Regions from separate parts of the Homo sapiens genome. Here regions 2 and 3 are each linked to region 1. Evidence: chromatin contacts called from ENCODE Hi-C or POLR2A ChIA-PET data. All regions are on one chromosome and are shown on one strand. Each heading gives the region's core, a stretch centred on a gene start or an enhancer-like site at or near the end of the contact. The rest is flanking DNA. Distances are from core to core; before and after follow the strand shown.

Region 1 (3,741 bases), core at 788-3,287:
GGTTCAAGCGATTCTCCTGCCTCAGCCTCCTGAGTATCTGGGATTACAGGTGTGTACCACCATGTCCAGCTAATTTTTGTATTTTTTTTTTTTTTTTAGTAGGGACAGGGTTTCACCATGTTGGCCAGGCTGATTTCAAACTCCTGACCTCAGATGATCCACCCGTCTCAGCCTCCCAAAGTGCTGCGATTACAAGAATGAGCCAATGTGCCTGGTCGTCTTTTTGATCATTTCTAGCTTAATTCCATGGTGATCAGAAAAACATTACAAATAATTTCAGTATTTTTACATTTCTTAATCTATTTTTTATTTGAATGGCCCAGAATGTGGTTGTGATGGTTAATATTGAGTGTCAACTTGATTGGACTGAGGATACAAAAAGTATAAAGGATAAAATAAAGCAGGCAGAAGAAAGTGGAATTGTAGCAGGACGAGCCGCAGAGAAAACTCCTCAGACACTGGATTAAAGAAGGAAGAGGTTTTTTATCCAGCTGGGAGCGTCAGCAGACTCGCATCTTAAGAGCTGAGCTCCCCGAAGACAGAGCTCCTGACCCTTTTAATGGCTTACAGCTCTAAGGGGTTCCATGTGAAAGGGTCTGATGGATTGAGAGCACATGTGGTTAGAGTTGGGGGGGGTGGTTAATCTTTTAACCTCAGGCCGGGTCATCAGTGGCACCGGCTGGTCTTGCCACTGACTTCCTTCTTCTTGTTTTTCAACTTTTACTTCCTCCTCGTCTTCAGACAGGAGACAGTAAGAGAAATGGCTTCTCTCCTCATTCCCCCCTTTGAGAACCTCACTCACTAGCGGGAGTTCTCACTCTCATCTACACTACCCAGGTCTTCCTGCCAGTCCAGTTCCATTGACTCCTAGAGTTACATACTCTCCTGTTTTCCAACAGGGATTAAGTAGTTCTAATGGGTTATAGCACACATCAGTCTGGTCACTTCCTGGGCTGCATACCTTGTACTGGGTGGCATTATACACACAAGTCCTTTTTAAACAAAAAGACTATTTTAACTTTTTTTTTTTAACCCTACCTCAGTCTGAAGAAGGTCAGTTGAAGTCCTTACTGTACAAGTCCAAAATTTAAAAAAATGAGTTCCACAGTGAACTTCCTCATGCTTCGGCTATGCGTGGACCAGTCAGCTTCCGGGTGTGACTGGAGCAGGGCTTGTCTTCTTCAGGGTCACTCTGCAAGGGTTGTCCAGGCTTGGTCTTGCCTTCTAGGTTTCAGGTGCTGCAGGTTTTACATGGCTGTGGTGGATCCAGGCTGGGATTCCCTCTACCTTCACAGCGGTGGGAGTGGTCAGGACGACAATCTGGGGTCCTTTCCACTGTGGGCACAAAGAGGCTACGTTCCAGTCCTTGATCCACACTCAATCACCTGGGGAGAAAGGGTGAACTGGGGAGAATAAGCTAACAGGGCATCTCTCATTTACCCAGGCTGAGATTGTGTAATTTTTCCTAAAGCCTGTAGCTGTCGCTGTAACTCAATTTCACCTAACTCTTGGGGAGTGCCTGGAAGTCCCCACAATATGGGAGGGGGCCTATGATATAGTATTTTATAAGGGGAATATCCTGCTCTTTTAGAAGGGGTACATCTAATTTTAAATAATACCATAGGGAGAGCCTGTATCCATTTTAATCCTTTTTCCTGACATACTTTCCCTAAACTATTTTTGATAGTCTGATTCATCCGCTCCACCTTTCCGGAACTCTGAGGCCAGTAGGCAGCATGCAGTTTCCATGTGATCCCCAGTACCTTTGCCGTCTTCTGTACCAAGTCAGCCACAAACGCCAGCCCATTATCTGAGCCGATCCGTAAGGGCAGTCCAAATCTAGGAATAAGATCTCAAAGAAGCACATGGGTTATTTCACAAGCTTTCTCAGTTCGTGTTGGATAAGCCTCCACCCACCCAGAGAAGGTACACACAAGAACTAGTAAATACTTGTTACCTCCACACTTTGGCATCTCTGTGAAGTCTAGCTGGAGATCTTCAAAGGGGGCTGCTCCATAAGCTTGCATGCCGGGTGGAACGGCTGGACCTTGCCTTGCATTATGCTGTCGGCAGGTAACACACCGCTGTGTCAGTTTTGGCAAAGGCTGACAAATGCGAGATGTAGAAATACTGGCCTAACAACTTTCCAAGTGACTCCTGACCTAGATGGGTGGTTTCATGCACAGCCAGTACAATTGCAGCTCCTAGCAGCTGTGGCACAGCTACTCTCCCATCTAGTAACCGAATGCATCCTTCCTCCATCACTTGTCCTCCCTCTACCTGGAGAAAGTCCTTTTCTTCTTTAGAATAAGTAGGTACAAGATCAGGTGCTTGAGGGAGCAGAGGGGCTGTGACTGATGCCCGCAAAGGGGCAGATGCTGCTTTTGGAGACTCTGAGTCAGTGCGGGAATTCCCCAAACCCACCAAGGTGGAAGCTCGCTGGTGTCCTTTGCAATGCATAACTGCCACCTTGTGGAGTTTCCATACTGCTTCTAACTGCAAGATTTCTTGTTGATATTCTATGTCTTTTCTGTTTATGTTTAATCTAATTTCTGATATAGTTGCATTCATTTCCACTACTTTTGATTTCAGTCCCATCTGGTTTGTTTTCATCTTTTAAATTAATATTATTCCATTTCCTTCTTTTATTTACTTGTTATAGATTCTTTTATGGATTATCTTAGAGATTACAGTGTACATTATTCTTTTATTACAATACAAATTACATTCACACTTTCATGATACTGCTAAAAACATATTGTTTTAACCTCATTTATCCTTTCCTTTTCCATTGTTATTGTGAACTTTAAATATGCTGAATTTTAAAATAACACAGGCATTCAATAATTGTTTTTTGTCCATTTGCTTAAATATTTATAATGTCTTCCTTGTCCATTTCCATGTCTTCATCTATGATTATTGCCCTTCATCCTGACCACAAATCTCCTTAGTTTTTCTTTTTAAAGTCTTTCTATTAAAAGCCATGGAATCCTACATTAGTAGCTATTTTCTTTTAACATATTAAAGATGTAATTCCAAACGGAAAATGATGTCAGCAAGATAGCAGAAGAGGAAGTCCTAGACCCTCCTTCCCCCAACAGGGACACCAGCTCAACAACAATACACATCCAGATATCCTATATTAGACTCTTCATCTTAATTTATTGTCTGCATTCTCTCCACTAGATGCTAAGCTCTTGGAGGGAAGAGATTTTGCTGTTTTGTTCATTGCTGTAGCTAGGGTGTGTGGAACAGCCTATGGCACATTACAGGCACTCAACATGTATTTACTGAAAAATAACCAAATGGGTACAAACCAAATTATTCCAGAGAAAACACTCTTTGTGAAGTCATTTTCAAATAACAATAAATGAATGCCCTCCAACATGATCTGTAACCATTCCTAAAATCAAACATAGCTGTATGTTTTTCTCATAACACAGAGAAATCAGTTATCAGATTTAGAAATACATAGCCGGCCAGGCGCGGTGGCCCACGCCTGTAATCCCAGCACTTTGGGAGGCCGAGGCAGGTGGATCACGAGGTCAGGAGATCGAGACCATCCTGGCTAACACTGTGAAACCCCGTCTCTATTAAAAATACGAAAAATTAGCTGGTCATGGTGGCGGGCGCCTGTAGTCCCAGTTACTCAGGAGGCTGAGGCAGGAGAATGGCGTGAACCCGGGAGGCGGAGCTTGCAGTGAGCCGAGACCGCGCCACTGCACTCCAGCCTGGGCGACA
Region 2 (3,741 bases), core at 315-2,814, 490 kb after region 1:
TTCAGGGAGTAGAGCTCCAAGGACACCTGTGTGCATCTGCCTGGAGATAGGTGTGTGTGTGTTGTGTGTGTGTGTGTGTGTGTGTGTGTAGGGAGAAGTAGGCATTTCATCAAAAATACATTTGAAAAATGTTGGTTCTAAAATTCAGTCGTTATCAATTCGGGCCAGGTACCAAAGTCACTAACGTGTCCAGGTTAACTCCTGGAAGGCAGCAACATTCTTGCTTTTGATGGTACGAATATGGCTTCTTTCATTTCTTTGGCTCTTTATGGTACTTCTTTTGAGTGGGGCGAGGCTCTAGCTTTCCCCTCCTCCTTTCTTGATCTCGGCAAACAAAACCATTCTACCACTTGAGCCATCTGCCGCAGGTGTAATGGATGGCAGGGGGCCGACCTAACCACACTCCAGTCTCTTCTAGGTCGTCACCGCTCTGCACCAAACAAATGAGTCCTGTTTCACCACTAGGGTGCCGAGGTGGATGGTGGATGCTGGCCCCCGCCCCTGGCAGCGCTCAGCCCTTAGAAACCAGAGCCAGCTGACAACACGCGAAACACACAGGCACAGCGAAAACGCCGAGCCGACGCTCATTCCCTCTGCCCCCTCCCTCTGCTCTCTGTAACAAGGAGGACACGTACACAGCCTTTACACACTTAAAAGCCCTTGCGACTCCCTCTGAATTCTTAGTTACTTATGACGGCCTTCCTCACTGCACATAGCCCCTGGGGTGTGTGTGTGTGTGTGTGTGTGTGTGTGTGTGTATGCGCGCGTGTGTGTGTGTACGCGCGCGCGCGCACGCGTGAATGTGCATGTGTGTTTAAAACGCTTATTGGTAGGTCATCAGCAGCTGATCAGACATGGTAATCCAATAATTTTTTTGAATACACACAATTTTTCGTTGAAGTTAATTTTTTTAAAGAAAAATGGAAAACTATTAATTTTCTGCGCAAGTCTAGGGTTCCCAGTTTAGGTTCCAGAGAACAGCAGATCTGCGCAGCCCCCGCCTTACCAAACTTTCCTTTTCTAGGGTTTGAAAGAGGCTCACATTCTCACTTCATGACAGAGCAGCGGCTCATTTGCACGCGGGTGTGTAAAGGAGGGAGCTGTCGAACGCGCGACTTAGGAAGGGAAATCGGATAGCTGGAGCCCCACGCAGTCGCTCGGAACCTTGGCTGGAGGCACAAGGTGCCCAGGGGCAAGAGCCCGGGGTCCAAGCTTCCAGGCGCACATCATCCTCTGGGCCCCGGGCCCTCCGGCTGGAGCACTCCCTCACCCGCATCCCATCCCCGTTCCATTTTGATCATTATTTGAATAGCCCAGGTAAGGGTGCCCATCTCTCGGCTATGGGCGGGGGCTGGACCCTGACAGGTACGGACTCCGCGGGACCCCAGTGTGCTTACCTCGAGCGAGGCCCTGGCAAATGGTGGCCCAGAAGCATCAAGTTTCCTCTCCCAGCCGTTGTGCCAGATTTCCCCTCCTGCCTTCTGCTCCTCTCCGCCAGCTCGTTTCTCTCTCTCTCTCTCTCTCTCTCTCTCTCTCTCTCTCTGTCACACACGAGGATTACTTGTGACTTTTAGAGGCAAAAGCTTGCTTATTCAGAGGAGAGAGGGAGGGGGAGAGGGAGAAAGGAGGCGGGAGGGAGGAGAGACGGGGGAGAGAGAAGTAAAAGGGGGATGGAGGATGAAGAGGAGGTGGAGAATCAGAAGGTAGTGCGGGCGTTGTTAGAGAAGGAGGAGGAAGAGGAGGAGGAGGAGGAGGGATGGGAGGGGTAGGGTGGAGTAACCAAAGATGGGCTGGGATGGGACGGCGAGGAATAAATTGCTCCCCACCCAGCTGCGGTGCGACGCCCCCAGCGTCCCAGGGGAGCCGGTGCGTCAGCTCACGGCTGGCCAAGGCGGGGCCGTACAAAAGCTAGCGCCGCGGGACCCCCTTCATGGGCTTCTACCCTAGCAGACCGAGCGCTGGAGGCCGCTCCACGCGCGAGCTCGAACCACGGAGGGCTCTCAGCTCGGACAAGCGTCGCTGTCTAAGAGCTCCAAGCTCCACGGAACTTTGATTTTATGCCCGGGAGCCCGGTCATCCACTTCTGCATCTCAGACAAGCGCCGGAGGCTCGTGCAGCTTCCTCGCGTCCTCTTCCTGGACGCGGGGCGCCCACCTTAGTCATAGCCCCTGGTCCCGGCACTGCTCACGCCGTCGGTTTCCCCACTGCCCAGGCTCCCTCAGCCCGAACCCTGCGTCTCTGTTCACATTGGAACACCCCCTCACCTCATCTCAGCTTGCTTTTACCGAGGTGTGTGTGTGTGTGTGTGTGTGTGTGTGTGTGTGTGTGTGTGTGTACATAGCGCGCGCGCTCTAGGCTAGAAAGAAGGTAACGAAAAAGTAGCTTCGGTCTCCTGCAGCTTGGATCCCACTACCAAGTCCGACCATATTCAGTATTTGAGATTACAGTTTGCAGCAAGGACCAAGGCAGGGGTTCACCGGATCATTTCAACTGAGTTTCAATGCAGCAAGGATTGTTTATCATTATTGCTAAGACTGACAAAAATAGGCCAAAAATAAAGAACAGTTGCATAGAAAGAAGGGACAGCATTTTAGCAGTGATCAGGAACTAAAAGTGTTTGGAATGGATTTCTCGAACAAGAGCATCCACGATGGATAAAGGTGAAAGCCGCAGACTCTCACAAAACCGTTTCAGTACGTGATGGGATTAAAAAATAGGACCATGCTTTTCAACATAGACTACCCATTAGTTCTCCGTTAAATGCACTAAACCAGCCCCATGGAATGATTACATGGCAGCCTTTTAATGTACAAACACGAGGATTCTAAAACGGATGCACACAACCCGTTTATAGAACTCCCTCTGTACACACACACACACACACACACACATTCATAAAGAGACAAAGTTTTAATACCGATACCCCACACTTGTAAATACATATTTTCTCAAACAACTACCCCTAAATACAGTAATTTTCTTCTCCATTTCCTTGCTGACCTGTGCGACATTATATTTAGAGAGTAGGCTCCCAGGATCGACATAATTCTACTTACATTCATTGTGGATGGCACGTCATAAAATGCCAGGGGGGAGGGAACCTTGAGGGGCGTGGAGAAGAAGCCTTTTATTAACAATTATATTCTCCCTTAGCAGTTTAAATAATAACAATGATGTCACGGTAACCATCTCCCTTCTCCCACTCCAGTGAAACCACTAGATGGGTTGGTGAACTGTACATTTGTATACTTAATTAAGGGATTACTGTTGCTACACAGTTACAAAGGTGGCATAAGGAATCTCTGAACGGTAGATTGCGGGACATTTGGCATGTTGTAGGACTCACTTACCTGCCAAATCTTATTTCAGAATAAGAATGATAAAATGTTGTTAGTTTGTGCCCAGCATAGTTTTGAAGGAAAATGGAACAAAAAGAAGTTGCTCCTTGAAAATTATGTTAGTTGTAGGAAAAAAAAATCCTCTCAGCGGAACGAGCCGGTTACGCACTGTATTAAATGAGGATCATATTTTACCAACCCAGGTGGTGTTTTAAAAATTCTTTCAGGCAACAGTGATAAGAGAGGAAGCAAAGAGCACGCAGACCCCCGCCCAGCCCGCACCCGTGTTCCCAGTGTCTGGAGCACACACTCTAAACACATCGGGACCCCCACCCCCATGAATTCGCCCTGTTTGAGACTCAGTTTCTGAGGCCAAGAGTTCGTTCTCGGTGGATCGCTACAC
Region 3 (3,741 bases), core at 784-3,283, 290 kb before region 1:
AGTACAATTAGTAAACACTGAAAGTTTACTTAGTAATTCTCCTACAATTAAGCATTTGCTTGCCTCTTTAAAAAAAACTATAAATAAATCTCTGAAAAGCATCATAATGCCTACCCTCAAATTTAAAATTGTTGCTTTAAGTTTCTAAAAATGGAATTATTAGCTCAAAATACATACTTACATGTGTTTTTACAAAGAAATGTATATGTATTCATACAGCATATGTATTTTGTGTATTTATGTGTGTATATATAATATGTATTTTATATATGTGTATATGTATGTAACTGAAAATTGAAAAGTGGTTCCTGCAATTATGTGTATATATATATATATATGAAAGAGAGAGAGAGAGAGAACCAGTTGCACTCCTGCCAGCAATGTATAAGCTGAACTCTGAATTTCATAGAACCATTGCAAGCATTGGGGGTTACAATTTTTTTTCATCTTTTTTAGTTGATTGGTCAAAAAAAGGAGGTTATTTGACTTCTCTTTTATGTTTATTTGATTATCAGACAGATTTGTTGCAATATACTTCTAGACTACAGTAAAGATTTCACTTGAATACAGTTAGAAATGTGACAAATAAAAAAGATATAAAATTGAAATAATATTTATAAAATATGTTATTTAAAAAGTATGACTGAAATTGCAACTAAATTTACTAGTGTCTACTAGCTTTCTCCCTAAAGTAAATCAAAGACTATCGCTATGCATAAGTGAGTTTGGGGGTAATAAAAGAAAATCATTTTGAAAGCAACTGGCTAGAAACAAGTCTTCCCTGTTTTGCGGGGGAGAGGGGGCAACTTGAACTGCTCTACTCTGAAAATCCATTTTGGATTTAGGATTAAGGAAATTTTTTGCTTTTTCTATCAAGAGCTACTGGGAAACAAAAAGGAAATCAAGGCTTCATTAAAAAAATGATGTATTTTTTATGAGAGAAATACAAAACTTTGACTATTGATAATAGATTATTAAAGAGAAAAAAATTGAACCTTTCTGCAGAGATTTACAACAGTTATTTAAATATAATATTTAGTTCACTGTCATAGTCAGCTAAGAAAAACAGATGAAGGGAGGAACAGAAGAGAGAAGCAACAAAATGAAAAGATAGAAGAAAAAAGGGAAAAAAGACAAGTAAATAGGAGAAATACAGCGACAGCTACAGAAAGGAAGAAAGACAAGTAAGCACAGAGCCATAAAGGAAGGAAAAAAGAGGAGAGTTGGGTTGAAGTCTGTGAGGGGAGTGTTAGTTCAAGCCAAAGAAAGCTACTTTGGTCGCTCCGTGGCGTGTGCTGGGACATGAACCCCTGATTGTTAGCTTTTGTGATCACTGCTTTCAAATGCTGACTTAGTGTCAGAACACTGATGAACTGTTGAGCAATATAAACGTGAGATCATACCTAGGTTTCCATAATTGTCTTTGATGGAACATTTAAACAATAAAATCAAAAGGCAAATCGATTAACACAAAAACTTTTTGTTCAAGAGTACGACTGAGAGAAAGAAGAGGAGAGTGGTTCCTGTAATTATGTCAAATTCAGCTTGAGTTTAATAATGAAGAACCAACCTAAACAATTTCCTAAGAAGTTTGTTCAGCTCACCAGTTATCTGCACAAGTAGCTCCTGGGCAAGTGTTGCCTAATTTCACTAATATAAGGATAAATTATTTTCCCATTAACTTGGAACAATAGTGAAGCACTGGTTTATTTTTATTTTTGATTATTTTTTACATAAGTATGTTTTTCTTCCTTCCAAAAGAAACCACCAGGGAAGCCTCATTTTCGTTACATTAATATGGTGTGCCATTCTTGGCGGGGAACTGTAGGTGTTGCTGAAGCTACATAGCAGAAAAAGCTAAGCCAGGCCTCTAATTCTTTGGCTTATTACAGTTCTATTTTAGCCCTGTCCTCTTTTTCCCACTCAAATTCTGTAGCCTAGCATGTGTTTGGATATGCTGCATCCTCCAGTTCTTCACACTAAATATACTCTCAGAAGCCACGAGCAAAACTTGCAGATGAGTCATTCTGTTTGGAAGACTTAGCTCCATGGTGGACAGCTCGTAAACTGGAACAGATTCAGCTGGATAGGGGGAGTAGGGACAACAGTAGTTGGTTCATTGTGTTCTGCAAAAGGAGCCAAGGGGGGTTGGGGGGTGGGTGGTTTCAGAGTAAATTGAAGCAAATGCTCATATTACACTTTAAAGAAAAGTTGGTTAAAGAGACAATACTCTTAATGATAATACTCTAAAGCTTAGAATTTGTGTTCATCACTTGTTTTGGGGGTCAGGCACTTTTTTGTTGTTGTTGTTATCCTTTGACCAATTCTCAGAGCATAATTTGTTTCCAGTCTTTTTGTTCTAAGAGTGAAAAGGTCAACGCCCTTTGACACGGCATGAGCTGTTCAGTGCACAAGGGGAAACGTCACCAGCAGTGCTGGACTTAAAACAACTTCAGGGCAACCAGAGTCAAACACAGGAAGTGTTGTTCAAGCCCCTAGAGAATACTGGCTTTGTTTATTAGCCAACTTACATCTGGTTGAATTGCTAAGTGCCACTATCTTGAATGAGCAGATATATCAGAGACTACAGACCCAGATGAGGTATTTGTAGGCATGATATAACAACATCACTCTCCTAAAGTGTCCCCTACAGGAACCTAAACACAGAGTGGCTATTTTCTTAAATGGGAAAAGTTCCATCTCAGGTCCCCATAGTCCAATACACGCTAAATGATTCTACAAATGAACAAACGCTGCTTTGATGAGACAGTAAATTTAGTGGGAAAAATAATCAACCAAAAATGCAGAAAAAAATTGATTTTTAAAATAAACAGTCTAATCAGAAAATGAATTACACATTCAATCTTGTGAAGTTTTTTAATGATTTCACATAGGAAACACTTACCTACTCAAAATAACATCAGAAACATGTTTATGTATGTGGCATGTGTAAATTTCTAAGTGTTCAATGAGTTATTAACTGTTGTTTTAGTGGTATGAGAAAATGGTTTAACTCCATTTCACAGATTAATTGAGAAAGAAAGGTTAAGTGTTTTGTTTAAGGTCACTCAGCAAATCTAAACCAGAGACACATTTAGTTCTTTGAGTTACTGACTTCCTGTCTGTGTTTTAAATCTGTGAATCATTTTGCTTCTAAATATACTGAAGGAGATTCAAGGCCCTAGGGAAAAAAAATCACATTGTGTCACAGTACCTCATTTGAAAATAGGGAAAATCTGGACAAATTGTACACGTACCTTAGTCTCCAGGATCAAAGATAGTACTAAAGAGGAAAAATAAATGCAGCCTGAAGACGGAAAAGTCCTAAATAGTTATTAAACACCTTGGCCATGCAAAGAGCTCTTTGCTTACAGACCAAGAGTTAAGATACTTGAGTTCTGGTCCCAGCTCTGCCATATACTTACCTAGATGGTTCTTAATCTCTAAGTCTGATTTTCCTTATCTGTAAGTGGATATAACAAGACCTGGGACGGGCATGGTGGCTCACGCCTGTAATTCCAGCAATTTGGGAGGCCGAGGCAGGTGGATCACCTGAGGTCAGGAGTTCAAGACCAGCCTGGCCAACATGATGAAACCCCATCTCTACAAAGATACAAAAATTAGCCAGGCATGATGGCGGGTGCCTGTAATCCCAGCTACTCAGGAGGATGAGGCGGGAAAATCACTTGGACCCAGGAGGTGGAGGTTGTAGTGAGCTGAGATCACACCACTGCACTCCAG

The links. A loop is a pair of places that touch in the nucleus more often than their neighbours do. ChIA-PET counts read pairs that join two places held with the same protein, here RNA polymerase II (POLR2A). Pooled maps may share reads with other maps.
Region 2: a loop to region 1 is called in a map of dorsolateral prefrontal cortex, with 6 times the contacts of the local background. The contact joins the promoter of MIR9-2HG here to the enhancer-like site in region 1. A Hi-C loop is called at or near these places in 2 of 168 maps with a recorded cell type or tissue (PC-9 and dorsolateral prefrontal cortex), 1 of 37 single-sample maps with no recorded cell type and 9 of 50 pooled maps. POLR2A ChIA-PET finds 5 or more read pairs at or near these places in 1 of 52 experiments (OCI-LY7).
Region 3: a map of dorsolateral prefrontal cortex shows a loop between it and region 1 (11-fold over the local background). The contact joins two enhancer-like sites. A Hi-C loop is called at or near these places in 2 of 168 maps with a recorded cell type or tissue (dorsolateral prefrontal cortex and posterior cingulate gyrus) and 5 of 50 pooled maps.

Annotation. Positions count from the first base shown.
Region 1 is chr5:88,188,199-88,191,939 of GRCh38, forward strand. It overlaps a transcript of TMEM161B not described here. Among named protein-coding and RNA genes, the nearest start is that of TMEM161B, 79 kb to the right of the region's middle. RefSeq lists a silencer at 670-870 and an enhancer at 903-2,102. Within about 2 kb of position 2,038, at least 3 of the 41 ENCODE cell types and tissues checked have a DNase peak (open chromatin) inside an H3K27ac peak, as active enhancers do; they include PC-9 and dorsolateral prefrontal cortex, where a contact is called at or near this core.
Region 2 is chr5:88,683,261-88,687,001 of GRCh38, forward strand. MIR9-2HG (MIR9-2 host gene) reads right to left here and starts at 1,565. Exons shown (of 4, transcript NR_152235.1): 1 at 1,398-1,565. All of the region lies in intron 1 of MEF2C-AS2 (MEF2C antisense RNA 2), which reads left to right. RefSeq lists enhancers at 1,372-1,996, 1,997-2,620.
Region 3 is chr5:87,897,483-87,901,223 of GRCh38, forward strand. No RefSeq gene overlaps it. Among named protein-coding and RNA genes, the nearest start is that of LINC02144, 170 kb to the left of the region's middle. Within about 2 kb of position 2,034, at least 5 of the 41 ENCODE cell types and tissues checked have a DNase peak (open chromatin) inside an H3K27ac peak, as active enhancers do; they include dorsolateral prefrontal cortex, where a contact is called at or near this core.